2 separate regions of the Mus musculus genome follow, and region 1 is linked to region 2. Evidence: chromatin contacts called from ENCODE Hi-C or POLR2A ChIA-PET data. All regions are on one chromosome and are shown on one strand. The core of a region is the stretch at or near the end of the contact, and the rest is flanking DNA. Distances in the headings are between cores, read along the strand shown. Region 1 holds the start of Osbpl10 (oxysterol binding protein-like 10). Region 2 holds the start of Gpd1l (glycerol-3-phosphate dehydrogenase 1-like).

Region 1 (2,700 bases), core at 9-2,508, 44 kb before region 2:
CCTTCCATACAACAGAAGTCCACACCTCATCACCCCATGTATGCTGAGAACTCCACTCTCTGACATCCCGATCCTTCCAGAAGTCTGTCCATCACTAGACTTGCCAACTTCTTTTTTGGGGCAAGTTCTCCCGATGTGGCTCCGACTAGCCTGGAATTCACTATGTAGCCCAGGCTAGCCCCAAACTCAAGTCCACTGGCCTCATGTCTCTTAAGTGCCTAGCATTACAAGCATCTGCCACCACGCCCAATTCAAGGCTTGGCAACTTTGAGAGGGAAGCAAAGAAACTTCACATGCACCTGAACGGGGAATAATAACAAACTGCGCTGTTAAGCCACCCACTAGGGAAGGGATATGCACACCCTGGGAGCGGGACACTCCAAAGATGACAAGTGACAGGTTCCTTGTTGTATTTCAAACATCGTACTTTAACAGGAACTACGGAGTGGGGAGAACTGTGCTGGACAACGAGTGCCGAATGCTTTCTGCGCCCGGCACCGAGCATTCCCTCTCTGCGGGTCCCTCTCAACCCTTCTTCTTGGGTGTGAGAGACCCTCAGCAGGTAGGACACCGGAACTACCTAGGGCGCACCCGACGCCACTCCAGATTCTGCCAGCTTTCAGCACCCAAGGAAAACCAGGGTTCCTGCCTCCCTCCCGCTGCTGCGGCGCCCGCCAGGGTGCAGGAAGGACGAGGTGTCCAGGCAGTCCCCAGCCGCGGGTGGCGCCACGTTCCACACCCGGGGAGCGCGCGGGGGCGCGAGCGGCGGACTCCTTACCTGCTTTGCCAGCCCTGGAGGAGGTTGGTGTATTTGCTGAGCACGCCCTCGAGCGCCGGCTCCCTCCTTCGGCCGCCTCCTCCGGACGGGCTAGCCGCCACCGAGCCGGGACTGCTGCGGCTGCCCCCGCCGCCCAGTCCCGCGGCCCCAGAGCGGCTGGCCACCCCTCGGCCAGCCAGGGAGCAGGAGGGCGAGGAGCCCGCCGAAGTGGCGCGGCTGCTGCTCCGGCTGCTGCTATTGCTGCCCCCGCCACCGCCGCCGTCTGTGCTCTGGGCCGCCCTCTCCATGATCGCTGCGCGCCCGGGGAGCCGGTGGCCGCCGCGGTGGCAGCCCCGCCGCCGCCTCCTCCTCCTCCTCCGCCGCCGCCGCCGCCGCCGCCGCTGCCGCTACAGCTCCGGGCTCCCGGGCCGCGCGTGGCTGCTCTGATTCCCCGGGAAATGCCTGACTCATACAGGAGGAAGAAGAGGAGGAGGGAAAGAGGGCTGGGAAGGAAGCCAGCCGGGCTAGCTGCAGCTGCGGCCGCCCCTCCTCCCGCCTCGACCAGGGCCCGGCCCCGCCCTCCAGCCACTTCTCGGGCAAGTTCGGGGCTCCAGGTCCCTCCTCCTCCTCCAGCTCCTCGAACCTTGCAGTCGCTCGGAGCCCGGGCTAAGGATGCTCCTGGGGCGGGCCTGGCAGACAGAGTGGGCACGCCCTACATCGGCCCCCTTCACCCTAGCCTTTTGTTGCCCCCTCACTTGGATCCTGACCGGGGAAATCTCCGCACGCCCTTCTCCCCACCCCCAACCCACCTCGAGACCTGGAGGGAGGGACGGTCCTACCCACCCGGTACACCCGGATATGGACCCGCCCGGTCCCTGACACCAGCACGCTCCCTCTCGGTGTGTCGGCGCACAGGAGCCTGGGCCAAGCACGTACACGGTCACCTGAAAATTAGCCTCACTGAGGGAGCCTAGAAACAGGGCAGCAAGGCCCTCGGGGCTCTCCCATGGGTTTGAAAGCGGAAAGGAAGGGGCAGCAGGTGACTCTCCCAGGTGAGCAGGCTGTCAGCTGGGGCCGGTTCCACAAGTCAGAGATCGGATGGATGCACAGCGAATACCAGGCTAGGACTAGGTGCCTTCCAGTGAGCGTTCTCCTGACCTCACACGCTCACTTCACCCTGATCCCAGGGGTGATGGGCACAGACAAACAAGAGTGAGGAGTCACTGCGCTGGATACTGCACACCCGAGAGCCAGAGGGGCCCAAACCAGAGGGCAAATGAGAAGACTCACATACACACACTTCACTGTCCGCCAAGAAACTTCTTTTGCCCACCCACACGCTGGGTTCTTCTCAATCTGTCTTGCTCTTTAGCAAAGGCAGAGAGATATCGGGCTCTCTCCAGCCCACTAGTTATCGTTGTGGATATAAATATTCAATGCAATCTGGTTGTTTCTAAAATTAGAACTCTGAGAAGCTGGGACCTCTCCTTACACACACACATACACACACGATAGATGGATAGATGATAGATAGATAGATAGATAGATAGATAGATAGATAGATAGATAGATTTTTTTTTAATTGCTAGGTAGAGTCCATTCTCACAAGCACAGCCCCCAAGTCCTTTCAGCTTCACACCTGTCTGAAAGTTTTCAGAGGGTTCAGCTCTGGAGACGCCCATGCAGATGCTTCAGAGGTGATGGTAAGAGATGGCCACCACGTAAATAGGAATTCCAGGTGTCCACATATTATGAAAAAGTAAAACAGCCTTGCAAGAAGAAATACGAGAACCACACTGAAGCTGGGTGGGGGGGTCTACTCCTATAATCACAGCAGAGGATGAGGAGGCAGAGGGAGGTGGATCTCTCTGAGTTTGAGGCCAACCTGGTCTACAGAGCAAGTTCTAGGACAGCCAGGGCTACACAGAGAAACTGGAGAGGGG
Region 2 (2,700 bases), core at 160-2,659:
AAGGCATTTATCACCACACACAGTTTGACTTGGTGTTTTAAAATGATCCCACTGTTTGGCCTTGGCTGACCTGGAACTTGCTATGTAGACCAGGCTGGCCTTGACTCAAAGAGACTAATTTGCCTCTGCCTCTAGAGTGCAAGAAATAAACCTATTCTATTTTTAAATTAAATTTATTTTAAACCAGACATTAATTTAATGAATTTAATTTAATCCAGATAGTTGCCTTTAATCCCAGCATTTGGGAGGGAGAGGCAGACAGACCTCTTGTGAGTTTGAGGCCACCCTGGTCTTTAGCATGTTTTAGACCATCCAGGGCTACACTGTGAGACTCTGTCTCAACAAATGAATTAATTAAAATAAGTTTGTTTACTATTGTGAGGCTGTGCGATTCTCTCCTTCCTCCGTGGGCCCTGGAGATCTGACTTCCATTAGGGTTACACCTTTCCTTGCTAAGTGAGCTAGCACTCTCCATTCTTGCTTTTGCTTTGTGATAGGGGCTCACGTGACCCAGGTTAGCCTCAAACTCACTGTCTAGTTAAGGATGACATTGAACTGCCGATCGTCCTGTCTCTACCTCCCTGAAGCTGAGATTACAACACATTCCACCATCTCTGTTTTTCGCGGCCGCGGCGTGCCCAATTGCAGTACAGCAGTTTGGATGGCTTTTTTGTGAAGCTCTGGCAGGGAGAGAAAAGGGGCATGCCCTTTGGGTAACCGTATGAGGGGGACAGTTCAAGTTTCTGCTTTGATCCTGTGTAGACAAGTTTTCCATCCTGAAATGCAAGGGTACTTGTTTGCGACAAGGTGGCCTCCCATTTTTATTTGGCCAAGGATAACCTGGGACTCCAGATTCTCCCTCCGTCTCCCACGTGCTGTGATTACAGGCCAGAGCCACCAGGCGCTAGTGTTTGAACTTCCTGTGTTCAATCTAGTTCTCTACCAACTGAACTACGACGCCACCCTTGTAGAGTAGATACTCCCAGATCAATGGCAGAAGACTTAAAGCTCCAGGCTCGCTAGGAAATTCAGGGGTGCCTGGACTTGTCCCGTTTATACGAATTTGACAGCCGTTGTTAAAGCAGGCGCAGGCTCCAAATCTGGGTGAATTCATAGTCAACTACTTAGGCTGTCTAGGCTCCACCCTTAAGTGATAGTTGTCCCTGCGCAAATTGCGATTAGGTGACACTTGTATAAGTTGGGTCGGGCTTGCTCTGTCCAGGATAGTGACACTCAGCAGCAGGAGCTCAGAGCTCCAGTCTGCGCAATAACATTGGCCTGCACGTGGCCCGCCTGGAACTGAAAGGGAGCCCGCAGGGAGGTGGACTACACATCCCAACATTCCTAGGGCAGGGGTGGGGCGACACCGGAGGCTGACCCGGCCACCCACCCGGACCAGGCGTGCGCAGTGGTTCCTGGGAGTGGTGGGGCGGGTCCTCCGGGCTGTCAGCTGTGGCCCTAGGCGCCTAGGCAGGGTGGCGGTGGCCATTGGCGGACAGGAGGGCGGGGCGGGGTCGCCCGGAGCGCCTATACTAGGCCGTTCCTGTGGAGGTGAGCAGCCGGCCTGGGAGGCACAGTGTGTGTTGCAGCGATCCGACTTGCAGCAGCGATCCGACTTGCAGCAGCGATCCGGCTTGGCCCTGAGAGGAAGGCTGTGCAGCAGCGATCCGGCTTGGCCATGGCAGCGGCGCCTCTGAAAGTGTGCATCGTGGGCTCGGGGAACTGGTGAGCAGAGGCGGGTGGGCGGCGCGGTCTCCGCCTCCAGGAAGCCCCGGTTCCGGGCCGGCCAGGGTTGCTCTCCCGCTGCTTCAGCGTGGACACCAGGGCATCGCGGGTAGGCAGAGAGGCGGGCCTGCGACCGCCTGTCCCGGTTGGACACTGCACGGACAGAGGCCACGCCGAGGAACCAGAGCGCGAGGTGCGGGGCCAAGGTGGCCCGGGTGGTAGCGCGCACCGCGCCCGCGGGCACCTGTTTGCGCACTGGTAACCCTGCGGTTAGGGCCACCTGCTCGCCACGCCCGGGTACTTGGCAAAACAACCCAAGGGCGTTCTCTATTCTCCCCTGCCGATCACCCCCGTGGAGGAATTTGCAGAGGCTCAGTTGTCCTTACTGCAGTTTTGGGATTGGGGAAACGGAGGCACAGAGCGTGAGAAGGGTCCTTGCTACCTGGGACAGTGCTGGCTTCAAGAGACAGTTCTCATTTCCTCTGGCGAGTGGTTCCCAATCATGTTAACGTGGTATCCGAGAAGAGAAAACAAGCCCCCAACCGGGACGTGAGGGTCCCAGGGAAAGGTGTTTGCAGAGCTTCGCGTCACCACTGGGCTGTATTTTCTGACTTAACTTGTAAAGTGCTTGGTGCTTAGAGGGCTTTGAAGCTCCTCCAGTAGTTTGCATACCTTGGTGGCCCTTAACGCAGGAGAAGTTGGGGGTCTCCGTGAGAAGGAGGCAGAGTATGGTGCGTTCCAGACTTTTCCCGCGGCCCAGGGGTGGAACAGTTGAAGGCCATTCTCGTGGCTTCTGTCCCCTTCTGTTTTCCTGTGGTCTGACGCACACCACAGTTCAGGCTGCTAGAAGCGGTACTGTTCTGGAGTCGTCGGAGCCACCTGACTGGTCTTTGAAAACTTGGCTCTGAAAGGACTTTTGGAGGAAACCTTAGCTGGCTGGACCGGTGGCCTCTCCCCGGCCTCCTATTGCTGGCC

What was found. A loop is a pair of places that touch in the nucleus more often than their neighbours do. ChIA-PET counts read pairs that join two places held with the same protein, here RNA polymerase II (POLR2A).
Region 1: a loop to region 2 is called in a map of heart, with 11 times the contacts of the local background. The contact joins the promoter of Osbpl10 here to the promoter of Gpd1l in region 2. A Hi-C loop is called at or near these places in 5 of 37 maps with a recorded cell type or tissue (heart and left cerebral cortex). POLR2A ChIA-PET finds 5 or more read pairs at or near these places in 2 of 5 experiments (Patski and embryonic stem cell).

The regions. Positions count from the first base shown.
Region 1 is chr9:114,977,043-114,979,742 of GRCm38, reverse strand. Osbpl10 (oxysterol binding protein-like 10) reads right to left here and starts at 1,258. Exons shown (of 12, transcript NM_148958.3): 1 at 779-1,258. The coding sequence starts at 1,065.
Region 2 is chr9:114,932,696-114,935,395 of GRCm38, reverse strand. It overlaps Gpd1l (glycerol-3-phosphate dehydrogenase 1-like), which reads left to right and starts at 1,409. Exons shown (of 8, transcript NM_175380.5): 1 at 1,409-1,725. The coding sequence starts at 1,679.